Regions from separate parts of the Mus musculus genome. Here region 2 is linked to region 1. Evidence: chromatin loops called from intact Hi-C (ENCODE). Cell type or tissue: left cerebral cortex. All regions are shown on one strand.

The links. Hi-C counts contacts between places; a loop is a spot of excess contacts. Peaks named below come from ENCODE experiments on the same cell type or tissue, not always from the same donor. Only the 100,000 strongest peaks of a DNase experiment are listed, where the experiment ranks them.
Region 2: a loop joins it to region 1, with 2.0 times the contacts of the local background. A loop is called at or near these places in 2 of 42 quality-filtered maps.

What each region holds. Positions count from the first base shown.
Region 1 is chr11:46,197,355-46,205,354 of GRCm38, reverse strand. It overlaps Cyfip2 (cytoplasmic FMR1 interacting protein 2), which reads left to right. Exons shown (of 31, transcript NM_133769.3): 29 at 4,471-4,709; 30 at 6,217-6,364. Among named protein-coding and RNA genes, the nearest start is that of Mir7239, 31 kb to the right of the region's middle. RefSeq lists an enhancer at 2,088-3,997. In left cerebral cortex, a CTCF peak has its summit at 3,815 (motif pointing left); DNase peaks (open chromatin) are centred at 1,964, 2,885 and 3,509; H3K27ac peaks cover 1,050 bases.
Region 2 is chr11:45,976,729-45,984,728 of GRCm38, reverse strand. Sox30 (SRY (sex determining region Y)-box 30) reads right to left here and starts at 4,419. Exons shown (of 5, transcript NM_173384.2): 1 at 3,356-4,419; 2 at 1,171-1,410; 3 at 1-12. The coding sequence starts at 4,409. In left cerebral cortex, a CTCF peak has its summit at 3,945; DNase peaks (open chromatin) are centred at 3,886, 4,640, 5,253 and 5,372; H3K4me3 peaks cover 1,079 bases; H3K27ac peaks cover 66 bases.

The DNA of each region.
Region 1 (8,000 bases):
GTAAAGACACTTGCTGCCAAGCTTACCAGCCCAAGTGTGAGCCCCAGGACACATGTAATGGAAGGAAAGAATGACTGGGTACAAGTTGTCCTCTGAGCTCTACACATATGCCAAACACACATGTGTGCACACACACTGAATGCTCGCACACATCAATAATAATAAATACAATTTCATCGACCCATATACTAAATCAGTAAATAAATGCTAACAAGTTGTAGACACTGAAGCTGGCCAGCTAGGTGTTCTCGTCTGCTGGACCTTGTACGGTGTCTGGGTCAGTGACCAGAAACTGTCGGCCGCAGACTTAATGCAGGGAAGGTTGAAGGAGCGAGCAGTGTGGCCTTTGCCTTTGTTTCTGAGCAAACCAAGGCGACCTGGTTTTCAGCCAGCACCATTGTTCCCAGCTCTCCCCTGAAGTGTCACATAATCTCATAGGAAACTGCCTTCATTTTCCCATCTCTGAAATGGGATGGTAGCTGCTCCACCTCCCGAGCTGGCCTGCCTTTTTAAAGTCAGTATCTTTTCTTTTGAAGTCTGTTATATCATTAACAGCTGGCGAGATAAATCATTTCCAAGATGACAGAGGGTCAAGCCACTGATCAGGGAGGAAAGATCTCTCCTGATGTTCCACTTGGTAAAAATCATTGTGAGCCTTGTTTACTTTTCCAAGTACTCACTGTAGGTATTCATACCTTTTGCATGTTACCAAGGAATCATGGATGTTTGCAGAAAGGCTAGGGAATTTGCACACACACACACACACACACACACACACACACACACACACGCAATGTGGTACGGTCTGCATTTCTTGCCTGTTAATGAATAAACCAGAATTCCTAAAGATGCAAAGGGCCATAGAAAAGAATATTGAGAAGCTATGGGTGGAATCAGGTGTTTCATGTAATCAGAGTTCTCCATGAAAATGGGAGGCCCTTGGGAAAGACCCCCACTGTGTGGAACAGAATGTAGGTCAGAGCTCCTTTAAGCGCTGTCCTTTATACATTAGAACAGACCACAAACTGACCTCATTTGCATCAAGCACTAGATGGCCTCTCTTTCCTGTAAAAAGTAAGTGAGGGCTGGGGTGAGATTCACTGGGTGAAGGGCTTTTCATGGAAACATGAAGACCTGCGTTCAGATCCCTAGCACCCACGTGAAAGCTAGGGGTGGTAACAAACCTGTCACCCTAGCAATAGAGAAGGGGACAGACAGACATCTCAGGGGCTTGCTGGCAGCCAGTCTCAACAGTACAGTGAGCTCCAGGTTCAGTGACTGACCCTATCTTAAAACATAGGCAAAGAGATCAGATAGAGGCACACAAAGTTGACCTCTTGACTTCCATGTGCACACACAGGCAAAGTGCATGTGCATACACATGTATGTGCATGTACATGTATGAAATGAAGTACCAGAAAAGACGATGACAGACTCGCATTCAAATAACAATTATGCCAACAAACAGGAAAAGTTCCACGTTGCTATCAATCTGTGAAGTGGGACCCCCAAAGCCCAGGCAGTTTCGAATCTCTCCATTTGATAAAGACATTTTTCTTCAGAGCACATTGACAGCTGAGAGTATGAAGCATGGCTGTCACCTGGGAAGTTGTCTGGCCACCGTCCTTAAGACAGTCTTGTTATATAGCAAAAAAAAAAAAAAAAAAAAAAAGAGGTTGGTTTTTTTGGTTGGTTGGTTGATTGGTTGTTTTGTTTTGTTTTTTGGGGTTTTTTTTGAGACAGGGTTTCCCAGTGTAGCCTCCTTGGCTGTCCTGGAACAGCCTGTAAACCAGACTGGCCCCGAACTCCCAGAGACTTCCCCCTGCCTCTGTGTTCCGAGTGTTGGGATTAAAGGTATGCTCCACCACCATCCAGCTAGCAAAGCCTTTTAAAGTATTTATATTCCCTGACTCCCAATAAGATTTATCCAGTAACATAACAGGAGACAGTGCTCACAAAATGTCATGTCCACAGGGAACTTCTTTAGAATTGTCCCGAGTAGTGAAGATTCGTGAACAATTTAAAATAACCCACAAGGGTAGAGAACTAAACACGCTTACCATAGTTTTAGCCACCTAAAAACTATAACACTGAATGCATTATGGAAATGAGTTTTTAAATTAGAGATCTATAAAGTAAAAATGTAATAGAGATGAGCTGCTATATGCATGCATATATCCATATTCATAACTGTGAACGATCTACATATATGTTTTTTTTTTTTAAGAAAGCTCTTCTCTGGGTAGTGAGATAAGTGAAATAGTGTCTTTCTTATATGTTATTTAAAGTTTTCTCCAAATTTTACCCAGTAAATGCATATTACTTTTGTGGTTCACAGAAAGAAATAGAAGGGCAAACACTTCTTCAGGGAAAGGGGTCGAGGCCCCTTCTGTTGGCTGTAGTGGACGGAGAACTGGGAGTCAAGCCACAGCTTTTATAAAATCATTTGCCAATGTTTTCAAACCAGGATTCTCAGGTGCTGCCTGGCTCAGAATTAACCAGGAAGACAGCAGATTCATTAGGACACCAGAAGTCCCTTAATTTGCTGATAAGAACATACACGGGTCGTTTATTTACTGGGCGTCCCCACAGAGCCATGTTCTTCACGTGTAGAGAGAGCTGAGCAGAACAGAGCAAACACACCAAAAAAAAACAGTCAAGTACTGAGCTCATGCTATCTTAAGAGCGCCTTATCTGGCTAACTCTGGCAGCTCGAGTGGTCTCCTGTGTCGTGAACTGCCTGCTGTGCAATCGAGTTGATTCTGCACGGATCAGGGTCTTCTCCTGGTTCGTGAGACAGTGGTGTTTCAGACATGTCCGCCAACTCTTCCCCATCTCACCTTCCTCCTTCACTTTATAGTTGTCATGACAACTACACTCAAGGGCCACGATCATCACAATCTCTGCTTTCTGATTTATTTCCTTCCCTGGATTTACTTAGAGGCTGCCCTCTGTGGTTGGGGGAGGGGAAGGTCTCCAAGGAAGAGAGCTTTGAGGGGGAGGTCTGTTGGTCCCTTCAAGCCCCCTACAGAATGGGCCCCTGAGAGCCCTTCCTCCCACTGGGAGCTGATCCCACACGTGTGTCCTGTGGGTCCAGAGTCTCAGAAGCCAGCTTTCTTTAGCTTTGTTCCCAGACAGAAAGACCTGACTTTGACCTTAGTCTGTAATACGTGTTCTGCAGAGGCTTTCGGCACCTTTTGCTCTTAGATGTTTTCACTCAGAGCACAGACCCTTGTGGGAGAGACGGTCCTGTTTGATGTGCCTGTCTGCCTGTCTGATTACTCGAGATGCAGTAGCCAAGACCAGATGAGACGCTTGTTTGAATTACTAATAGAGACCATTTGCCATTGTCAAAGAAGGGTTTCTAACAAGAGGAAATAGTTCTCTGAAGTCAGTGGCAAATTTTAAAACAGTAACATACGTTCCTTCTAGCACATTCCACGGTACAGAACTATTTTAAAAGTGAAAAGCTCACCCATTTCCCGCAGCCCATCTGCACCCACGACGAAGTTCACTCCTCCAAAATGTTTTCTACACGCACAATCCCACGCATGCGCTGTCCATCTGTGGGTTGTGCTGGTGTCTGAGGGCATTGTAGTAAATGTCATTTTCTCCAACTTGCCGAATTCACTTCACGATTTAATTTGTAGAACTAGGCTTCGGGGCTGGAGAGATGGCTCAGCGGTTAAGAGCACTGGCTGCTCTTCCAGAGGTCCCAAGTTCAATTCCCAGCAACCACATGGTGGCTCACAGCCATCTGTAATGGGATCTGATGCCCTCTTCTGGTGTGTCTGAAGAGAGCTATTATGCACTCATACACATAAAATAAATAAGTAAATCCTTCAAACAAATAAACAGACAAACAAAAAGAACCATGCTTCACTGAGCAGGATCCAAGCTCTGTACCTTCCCTCGGCTGCACCTCTGAGCTTCAGCTCCCTCCCTTCTGAGCAGAAATAATAATCTACCCGTAGAGTTGGACAGAGCCACCGCTCATCAGGAGCCTGCTGTGCCACACACTATGGTAGTGTTACATTATAAAACTGATAGGGACACTTCTGACTTCTGTGTATCTAGTTAGCCATCCTGGCCTGCATTACAAGCACGTATATCATGCCTGGCTTATTAATGTGGATTCGGGAGGACAGAATTTGGGTCCTTGTACTTGCAGTGAGCCTATTTCTTTAGCCCCAACCAGCCTCTGAGACCAGTGTGTGCTCAGATGATTTTTTTTTAAATCAGTCTTCCATTGATGGGGCCTGGATTTTACTTGCCATGGGTGACAGTTACCATAAGGCTTCCATGCCCTCAAGTTCTTAGGTTCAGTGCCCTGCTCTGGGGAGAGCATCAGTCCCAGGGAACAAGTTCTAGATGTGGTTGGCACCAGTATTTGGGACTCTCCAGAGGAAGTGGGACAGATGGGATCTCGGATATGGGTGATGCTGTGTTAACATATGCTTCCTGTCTCAGCAAATCGCCATCGCTCGGGAGGGTGACCTGCTGACCAAGGAGCGGCTCTGCTGCGGCCTGTCCATGTTTGAGGTCATCCTGACCCGAATCCGGAGCTACCTGCAGGACCCCATCTGGAGGGGCCCGCCACCCACCAATGGCGTCATGCATGTGGATGAGTGTGTGGAGTTTCACCGGCTGTGGAGTGCCATGCAGTTTGTCTACTGTATCCCTGTGGGGACCAACGAGTTCACAGCTGAGTGAGTGCACCCTCTCCCCTCCCCTCACCCCTGGGATGTGCTAGCCAGAAAGGAGAACCAGGCCCGAAGAGGCTTGAACAGTGATACATATTGGTCACTGTGCCAGCGCTGGACATGGCAACAGTGGACTGTTCTTGGTCTCCAGAGGTTAAAGGGGTCAAACAGAAAACGGAAGTACATATGTCAAGGTGTCCATGGGGCTGATTGGAGACAAGGGGAGGAGGTGGATGCCAGAGAATGGAGCTTGGTTGTCAGACCTGAATTTTCATACTACAACTGATCCTGTAACCGGATCTGGGATGGGGTCTGTGAAGACGAATGAGCAGTCCAGGAAAATCAATAAATGGCTGTCAGCAGAATCGGAGGCCAAGACTGAAAGAAAGCATCCCACGAGTGTTAACCTTTTGGCCCCTGAGCATCTACTCCCACCCCTGCAAAACTCCACTTAGGAAATGAGGAGCCTTTTTGGGTCACCCACAGTCCTGTCAGCAGAGAAAACAGGAGCAGAGCCCCCTCTTCTGCATCCATCTAGCTTCATACTGAGGGTGATGTGGCAGAGGTGACTAACTGGTCCTTTTGGGACTAAAGACAGGGAAAGAAGGGGTGGGGAGGGGAAGAGAAAGACCAACAAGCTGCAGGGACTATATCCTTCCAACCCTGTGACGGGAAGTGGGGGAGCTGCCCGGGGCAGGCTGGGAACAAAGTAAATGACAGAAGAATGGCCCTATAGTCATCAACATGTCTCCTGGTCATTGCGGCCTCCAGTGGGGCTTCTGAGAGGCCAAGGAGCCAACACAGCCTCCTCTGACTGGCCTCAAGACAAGCCATGTGAGTCTCGAAGGCTGATTAGAGTGGAGGAGATGGCTCAGTGCAAGCCTCAAGGACCTGAGTTCTGTCCCCAGGAGCCATGTTTAAAAGCCAGGGGAAGAGCTAGAGAGATGGCTCAGTGGGTAAGAGCACCACACTGCTATTACAGAAGACAAAAGTTCGGATCCGAGCACCCATGTCAGATGTCTCACAATTGCCTGCTAGTCCAGCTGTGGGAGGACTTGCCGCCACTGGCTTCTGCCTCCTGTGGGCATCTGCATTCGTGTGTGCCCATCCATAGAGACACATCATATAACATACACATTTCAAAAAAAGCCAAGTGAGGCAATTGTAGTCCTGAAACTAGCGAGGCTGAGACTGGAGGATGTCTGGAAGCTTGTCAACCAGTTTCACTAGCGATCTAGCCAGTGAGTTGAGCAGTCTCACTGCATTGGCCAAGCCAGATTTAGGGACAGAGACTGAGAAAGCAAGGGAAGGACCAACTGAGGATGATAGCCACCCTCCATCTCGGGCCTGCACATATATGTGTGGGCAGGAGGAGAGACAGAGAGGGAGTCTGATTGTGTTTTCCTTCATGTGTTCTTCTCTTCCTCCAAGCTGACTGTTGTCTCCATGGGGTAGCTGTACTTTGGCAAGGGCATTTTCCCTCAGTCTCATACCGTTTCCTTCCCGACCCTAGGCAGTGCTTCGGTGACGGCTTGAACTGGGCCGGCTGCTCCATCATTGTCTTGCTGGGCCAGCAGCGGCGCTTTGACCTGTTTGACTTCTGTTATCATCTGCTGAAGGTGCAGAGGCAGGACGGGAAGGATGAGATCATTAAGAATGTGGTAAGCAGATGATATGGCTGGCCTGAGACGTGAGGTCTGGCAACAGGGCTGTCTTGAGGAAGGAGTAGGATGAGCTGCTTATGGAGGGCGAGCGATGGCTATGCACAGACACTTCACAAGTTAGAGACATGCTCAGAAAAGGCCTGCCCAGAACATGCTGTGACGGATTGGGTAACCCTGAGAAGCAAGCCTGGACTCCTGACCTCAAAGGTCACTTCCCTGACCCAAGCAGACCCTGTTGGTGCTGGCCACCATTGCCACAGCACACTGGACACTACAGCCATGGCAGGCACTGGGACTGGACACTACAGCCATGGCTGTTGGGTGCTATAAGAAAACAGAGCCCTTAAACTGAACGGCAGTGGTGGGGAGGAAGTCAGAAGTCTTCGTAGAAGTTAGGACTTGGGTTGGATGATGGGCAGTACATGGGGCCAGTGGCCTGGGTGGATTCCAGACACAGGGAGCAGCTGCCACACAGCATGGAGGCTTATAGCTGGGTGGCTAACACAGTGGTCCTCACCCTCTGGGTTGTAACCTCTTTAGAGGGGGGTGGTTGAAGGCCTGTTTCACAGGGGTCACATCAGATATCCTGAACATCAGCTGTTTACATTGCCATTCATAACAGTAGCAAAATTATAGTTAGAAAGTAGGAATGAAATAGTTTTTGTTTTGTTTTTGGTTTTTTGGTTTTTTGGTTTTTTGGGGTTTTGGGTTTTTTTGTTTTGTTTTTATTTCGAGACAGGGTTTCTCTGTGTAGCCCTGGCTGTCCTGGAACTCACTTTGTAGACCAGGCTGGCCTCGAACTCAGAAATCTGCCTGCCTCTGCCTCCCGAGTACTAGAATTAAAGGCATGCGCCACCACGCCCAGCTATGGAATGAAATAGTTTTATGGCTGGGGGGTGGGGGTGTCACAATATGGGAACTGTATTAAAGGGTCACAGCACTAGGAAGGTTGATCTGTCTGGTCTGGCCCAGAGGAGCTGTCCAGGAAGATGTAGGAGCGTCCTTACAAACAACAGGGGGAGGGGTTAAGAGTTGTGGTTATTGTTAGTAACTATTTTCCGGTATCCAGTTCAGTGTTACTTTAAATACCCTCACAGTATCCTGCCACCCTCATCCTCATCCCTGGAGAATTTTCATTTTCTCCTGCTGAAGCTTTGTGTCCATTTAAATGACTCCCCAGTGCCTGGCAGCCATCATTTTTCTTTCTGTCCCCATGAATGTAAGGACTTTGCATACCTTAACAGTAACAACAGTCTCTGTCCTTGTGTGACTGGCCCATCACATTTCATAAGGCCCATCCACCCCACAGCATGTCAGAATCCCATTCTTTTATAGTTCACTAGTACTTTATTGTATGCGAAACACAGCCCACTGATGGACCCTTGTGTTGCATTCACCTTTAGCAACTAAGAATAACAACAGAACTCTGAACTCACACATCTTAGGCAGCTTACTGAGTCTCTCCTTCGGTTCTTTGAAGTATACACTCAGAAGTCTAAGTGCTGGACCATCTGGTAATGTTCTTTAATTCTTTTGAGGAACAGCCAGACTGTCTTCCCTAATGGGTGCACCATTTTATATTCCCACCAGCAACACCCAAGAGTACAGAGTTCCGCATATCATTGGGTCTTTG
Region 2 (8,000 bases), 220 kb after region 1:
GATAAACCCAACCTACAGAAAAAGAGAGGCTTTTAATATGAATATACAGACTCTGGCTCTTTCATATAAAAACACAGCACAAGTTAAGTTTTAAAATATGGGTTGTATAAAGGTCTATTTTCCAGCTCCCATGATGCACTATCTTTGAACAAATCCTGCACTGTGCGTTTTAACATCCACATAGCTTCTAATTTTGTTAATGTAACCCATAATAGAGAGGAAGGTCAAATGCCTTCTACCCAGGAACACAGGGTGATTTCATGGTAGAATCTACTCCAGTCATTGAGTTTGAATCCCAGAGCCTTTTCTCTGGTGAAGAAAGATGCCCCATAAGACATTATTTAGCACTTTCTTTTGCATTCTATAATATACAAATGTCAGTGGCTTACAATGGAATAGTTACTAATAACTAGCCACTATGTTTATGCCTGATTTAAGAAGTCACTCTCTGAGGCTTACCAATTGCTAAAGCCATAACCACTTTAATTTCTTCCCAAAGTCAGAAGCGTGGCACTGCCATGTCTATAATCACTGCTTCTGTCTCTCTTCCTAAAATATTTCTGCTTATATTTCAGGAAAAAATCTTTTCCCATTATGCACAGATCTATAAGCCACAAAGCATACATAGTTCTCAACCGTTATCTCAAAGCCCTTACTGTTGAGGATAAATCAGTTGGTTCAAACTGTATCATGCTATGAATACATCTATTAATTAAAATGCAGGACTGTGTTCTGATACCCACTTAACTTTGAAATGGAAAAGGATAGTAATTACTGCATTTTTATTATCTTTTAAGTGGGAACTGTTCATTCTGTTGCCATGATTATTTAATATGTCTAGTATATTACAAAATAGGACCACGGAGATTTACAGTAAACTGTAAAGCTATAGCTCTATGTGTATATTTGTATGTACCTTTATGTATTCATCAAAACTACAGGAAAACCAAATGTCTCCTGATTTGCAGTAGCTGTTAAGTATGAGGTCAGATACTTCACAACTGCATTCTATTTAAGAAAATGTATGCTTAGTATTGATTCAATCGTTATTATAATATTAACCATTATTTTCTTTCTCACATAGATTAGGAATTCTCAACCTAAGTTAATCTTTACCTAAATAAATTTTTAAAAAATTAGAAAGAGCCTTTGTTCATTTCATTTGATTACCAGGAAACTCCTCTCTGTGCTTCTCTTTAATCTTTTGTGCTTCATCATAATAAGGTTTCTTTTGTTCTTCACTAAGTTTGTTCCACTCTAACCCGAGCTGGACACTGATTTCTGCATTGTTGGCGGCTGGGTTAGCTTTGGCTAGTGCTGGCCGGTGGATTCTTGCCCAAACCATAAATGCATTCATGGGTCGCTTCACATGACCATTTCTGTCCTTACTGAAGGGAGTATCAGGTATTCCTATATGACAAAAATTAAGAGACTAAGTTAATGTGCCATGTACACAATTTTAAAGTGAAGTATACCTTCACCTATACTTATAAAGTACCTGAAAACATACACTATAATATAGCCAAAGTACTGCCAAGATTCCAAAATCCCTCATAGTCACTGAACTCAGCATTCTAAGTTGGAGCTTAGAATGACTCCTAGAGAGTATACTATTGTTGAAGATACTATGCAGACACACTGGATGGCTATTTAAGCTTCATTAATATCTCTAACAGTGATTAACATTTAGTTTATTTCTCACTAATATTAAGGAGCAGGCACCTAAACTATGCACCTAGCACTATGTGTGTGTTAGTTGGGGGGGGATGTAAAGGAAGTCATTGACAGCAGATCGAGTGTCTTTGAAGCAAAAATGTTTATGCTCAGTTTTTCACTAGGAAGGTGAACATCCTGCCACACTGAATTATTAAAACTAGTCTCATGTCCTGGGAGGAAAATTATACATATGACCCTGTGAGTCATGGTACAGTTAAAATTCTTATAAAGGAAATTCATTAAATTTGTATCCCTATGCAGTTCATAAAAGCACCATCTATGAACTTTTCACATTAATTCCTTTTTTTTTTTTTTTTTGGTTTTTCGAGACAGGGTTTCTCTGTATAGCCCTGGCTGTCCTGGAACTCACTTTGTAGACCAGGCTGGCCTCAAATTCAGAAATCCAACTGCCTCTGCCTCCTGAGTGCTGGGATTAAAGGTGTGCGCCACCACGCCCGGCACATTAATTCCTTTTAGGGTTCCTCGATATGTAAAAACGTTTTTGATTTGCAAAGGATGTTTAAAATAAATAATCTTGACTGAGGATGTAGCTCAGTTAGTAGAATACTTGCCTAGTATGCATTGAGCCCTGAGTTCAATTCCCAATGCCATATAAATCAGATATAGTAAGTGGTTGTGCCAAGAAGGACTTGGGAACATGTCAGGCATGAACACATAAAGTAAATAGAAGGGGGTATTTACGTTATTAAAAAACAGAAGTGAGCCGGGCGTGGTGGCGCACACCTTTAATCCCAGCACTTGGGAGGCAGAGGCAGGTGGATTTCTGAGTTCGAGGCCAGCCTGGTCTACAAAGTGAGTTCCAGGACAGCCAGGGCTACAAAGAGAAACCCTGTCTCGAAAAACCAACCCCCCCCCCCCAAAAAAAAACCAGAAGTGGAGAATCGGGACTAAAAATTAAAAAATAATAATAAATGTAAAAGTTCATGTAAACATGAAGAATGATTATGACTTCCTAAAACATTCAGTGATACAGAGTTCTGTGTGAACTAATTCTAAGGACTTGCTTAAAATATACTTGAAAATACTGGAAAGTAGTATTTGGTTGTAGTGACTTCTTTTAAATATATCTGTATCTATATATATGCTTAGATATATGCTTTAAATATATCTTTAAAATATATCTTAAATATAATCACTTCTTTTAAAAATCACTTGGCTTATTTTTATTATTTCTAAAAGCTTTAGCTATATGCTATATGTATGTTTTCTCTCAGAAAAGTTACTGTTCTCTTTTAACATCTATAGTCAATATAAACAACTATCATTTTTCTCGAACACTGGTATATTTTATTTCTTGATACACATAAACCTAAGAAGCTACTATGATAGAAAATTTGATGTTATTTTATATAAACTGAGGAATCTGTATCATCTAACAAGGCCTTCTGTTGAGTCTATTCTCTTAATCTGTTTACTAAGTCTTAAGAGTGACTGTTTATAAAAACTGTGGCAATACTTAAGTGTATTTTACCAGTATGTGGGCAAATCAACCAGAAGCACTCCCTGTGCAAGCTAAGGGCCGTACCAGGATTCTACTTTTCGAGCTTCAGCTCCTGAACTGCTAATATGTCTGTGCAACACAGACCTGTGAAAGCCAGATTCCCCTGGCTTCTAATACCTGCATCTGAGGGCAGCACGGTGAGGGGGACATCTTTGGTTTCAATTTTTACAGAAGGCTCCAGCAAGGACTGCATTTTAATAGGCACTGGTGTCAGGGGGACTTTGGACAACCGTATCAACTCAGAAGGCGGAGGCCCCTGAAACTGGATACGGGCTCCAGGTGGGACGGTGTGGAGTGTCAAAGGGAACCTTAGGTCTTGCTGGTGTGGCCCAAAAGCACTAGGCGGCTGGGCCAGGATGGCCTCCTTGCTGCTGTGGACCAGGCCATTGGACGTGGCCTCCGTGCCCAGCCTACAATCGTCCCTGGGTCTGTCTGGCTCCTCCGTCTTGATGACTCCTTCTCCGATGGCCAGCAGGCTCTTGCCTTCCCCGCCTTTCAGCGCATCCCTCGGAGCCTCCTCTGCCTCCAGCTTGGCTTTCTTCTCATCGCTTCGGCGGCCGTCGAGGGCCTTCCCGGTGCCATCCAACTTGGCGGCCCTCGAGGCTCTCGGGCCGGCCTCGGTGGTCCTCCGAGATCCCACCGACAGGTCCAAGCCCGCCCCCAGCTCTTGCTTCTCGGCCTTGACGAGCAGCGTCCGGGGCTGCATGGGGTGCAGCTCCGGCCTGCAGGGGCCTCCGTCGGCCGCGGACTGCGGAGGCAACAGCAGCAGCTCCGGCCTCAGCTGCAGCAGGCGCGCCTGCGCGGACGAGGCGGCGGCGGCAGCGGCAGCGGCGGCGGCGGCTGCGCCCTCGTCGGGAGCCGGAGGCACCCCCGGTCCTCCGGGAGGCAGCAGCAGCACCTGTTCCGGCTTCACTTGCAGCAGGCGTCGCGTCCCTGCCGCCTGCGCACCCGCCGCCGCGGCCTCCCCGCACGACGAGGCCACCGCGGCCATGGCGGCCGTGGCCTGAGCCGACGGCGACTGGGAGCGCTCTGCGGCCGCGGCCCGGAAGGTGGCGGCCTCGACGGGCTGCGCGGGCGGAGCGGGGCGCAACGGGCGCGGAGGGGTGGGCCGCGGCGGTTGGCGCGGCGGCGGCGGCGGTGGCGGCGGTGGCTCCGGCCTGGCTCTCTCCATGGGGGAGGGGGCGGGCGGGCCGCGGCCGGGATTGTGAGCTCAGCCGTTTGTTGGCGGCCTCCCCCTCCCCCTTTCGGTTAAGACCCTTCCAAGGCCTTGGCTACCCAGAACCCTACGCGCTCCACAGACGGGCTCGCCTCGCCCAATCAGGAGCGGCCCGGTGTCTCCCGCCAGCCAATCACAGGCACGTTCCCCGGCTCCTCCCACCCTCCACACTAGCCGCGTGCGAGAACCCTGGAATCATCCGCCATAGACCGGGCCGAAGCTCCTTGTGTCCCATTTTCCACGCCTCTTCACTCTCCCTCTCTTCCGGATTCTCTTTAGGCCTTGACCTTGGTTACCCCGCCCCCTCCTGGAGCGCGACAATGGCGTTGCCCAGGAAACCCTTCTGTTCCACGCCTTTACCAAGGACCTCCAGGGATGAAGGCGTGGGCCTTTCTTGCGGGCTGGGCTCTCGGCCTTGTGTGTTCATAAAGCCGGAGTCTGATAGGGTCTTCTAGTCATTCTCAAGTATGGGGACACCTTGGAACTTATAACTGATCTTACTGGACCTGGTTTTTGACTAGGTATAACTATTTTACTAGTTGAATTTTCAGTCTGCTTCCAAGATGCGACCCAGATTCATCCACCTTTTGAGGTCCCACCCACCATTATCCTGCTTAGGCTTCCATTGTCCTTCTCTAATTCCATATGGATGTTACAGTTCTCCTGAAGTTTTGCTCTTCACCTATGTCCCACTACCTCCCGACTGCCAGTTGTTCTAAAAATACAAGTCAAACTGTCACATTTCCCCCAAATCTTTCTGCCGCTCCCACTGGTTATGAGATAAAAGTTCGAAATTCTTAACCCCGCAGAGCCTGATAAACCTGATTAGTAGCTTAGGCTATACCTACAGTTTGAGTTTTTTACACTTTCACCACATTGCTTCCCATGCTATTCTTTTTCATCACAGGACGCTTTAGCAAGTCAAGCATTTATGTCTCTTGTAACTCCCGTTTATTTTTCAACTTGGAGCTGAACCGGCATTTCAGAGAAAACCATGACAGCATTCGTTCGAATCTCTTTTATGCACTCACACCTGATCATGTCCTTTGAAGTGCTTTCTTTGTGTGATTATTCTGCGCCTCTTCCAGTTGATTGTTACCTCCTTTGGGAAAGAACTGCTTTTGTTTTGCTCATCATTGACTCCCCAGTGCCGACTGTTGAGTAATTGTGCAATAAATGCTTATTGAATAAAGAAATAAGAACTGCCACAGCATAATAAAATAGTAATACTATGTATATTAAGGGCTCATTTTAAGGTTTTTTTTCCATGTGTGTGCCTCTTCTTTTAAGAAGGAGTGTGTTTAGTTTTTATTCAATATTAGCAAGTAAATGAGAAATTATCAACATTTCCTGCATCACTAGACATCCTGACTAAAAGTTACAGCTCTATCTTGAGGAAGATAAACACTATAGCCAAGGCAATTAAAGATGAATTCTTTACTAAAAGTTAATGCTCTATCTTGAGGAAGATAAACACTATAGCCAAGGCAATTAAAGATGAATTCTTTCTAATGCTCTATAGTTCATACATCTATACATGGAAGAACACAACACAGATGGACAACTAAACCTGTAGATTGTGCTTAGGAGGTTCAGGCAAAAGGGTTGTTATAAGTTTGAGGCCAGCCTGAGTTATCTGTCAGTTAAAGTCCAACTTTGGCTACAATATGAGATTCTGCCTCAAATAGACCAAACTATACTAAACAAAACTGGATTTTTAAAAGCCTTGCTAGGTTCAACACCCTAGCATCTCAAAAAAAAAAAAAAAAAGTACTTAGCTTAAAGAATAGAACAGAATATAATTGTTACACTAAGAAGACATAAATATTTTTAAATTAAAAAAATACCAAGAAATGAGAAAAAGAACATGGCCTTTACTGAAGTAAAAGCTCCAATCAGTGTTGGAAATAAGGTTAACCTATGTTGTCTGCATAGTAATGAAAGGGAAGGATATCAAGCAGAGTAGACACACCAAGCAAACAAAGATCTTGAGAGACTGAGAAAACTATGTTAATGTGTATTTTAACATAAGAAATGCAGTAGAGACCGGCAGGACATTTTATAATAACAAAAAGACCAGCTCATCAGAGCATGATACTTGCCAATACACAGTAGCCACACAACCTCACTGCCCCACGACATGTGGCACAAATTGACTGAATGAAAAGGAGAAAGACTACCCAGCATTACATTGATACTTCAATATTTCTTTAATTTTTAAAAATTACATTTATTTATTGTATGTGTGAGATGGTATAAAGTGTGTGTGTGTGTGTGTGTGCGTGTGTGTGTTGGGGCAGGGGGTTATATCCATGCCACAGTCTGGTTCCCTGGGAGCTCAGGTTGCTAGACTTGGTAGCAAATGCTTTTAACCCACTGAGCCATCCTGCTGGCCCCTCAATATTTCTTTTTCATTAAGTGGTAACAAAGACTGAAATAGCAAATCAGAAATATTTCAGAATAGCTGAGCAATGTTGCAGGATATTTGATCACACTCAGACCTCTGATATGTGTTGTTTACTGGAAAAAACTTTTTACTTGTGATGTGGCTCAGCCTTAGCACACACCTTTAATCCCTGTGGCTGTAATATAGACATACCCTTAGTACACACCTTTAATCTCAAACAGTGAAGAAAAGTTAGTTTGTAGAAGGAAGCACCCACGTTTGAAAGTGATGTCTAATTGAGTGGCACAAAGTGACAAATCAGAGAAAGATTTGACAAAATAGGATATGCCCAACTCAAGAAGAGAGAGAAAAGAAAGAACATCTTGGAGCGAGGAGGCACTTTTACTAGGGCAGTACAGAGACAGGTTGAGGAGAGAACAAGCTAGACACAGGTGAAGACTGAACTAGCCAGACAATGAGAAGGAACCAGAAGCTTGTCAAAGTTAGTATCAGGCCAAGCAGAGCAAAAAGTCAGAGGCCAAGAGAGAAGCCATATTGAATTAGTCATCTTAGAGAGGAGATTGAGCCAGAACAGCTGAGTTGAACCAGCCAGCCAGAGTTCAGAAAGAACAAGAAAGAGCGAACATGTTCATCAGCAAATCTCAGAGGCTGAAAACATTCTAGGCCTAGATAAGACTGTGTGGAGACTAAAAGCTTCAAGGAGCCTAAGTTAGCAGACTGAGGCAATAAATGTTGGAGATGACAATTACATCAGGTTAATGAAAGTGACTTCTACAGATCAGTTCTCTTTGTCAACAAGAATGCTATACTCGGGAGTTTTCTACATACATTCTTTTGAGTACGACTGAAATGTTCTCCAGGGACTGAACGCAGTGTCATAAAACAAGCAACATGGCACCTGTGAGAATCAAAGTTATACCATCTCTGGCCACATGAAATTAAATTACAGATCAATAAATAGCAAAAGAAAATTATAAAAGTCTCACATGGTTTCTAAATAACTGTTTGGGGGTTACAGAAGAAATTGGAAGAAATAAAAAAAAAATTCTACCAAATCAAAATTAATGGAAAATAGTTAGAGCAGTTCAAAGAAGGAAATTTATAAAAGATTTGAAAGGAAGATTTAAAAATCAATAGTT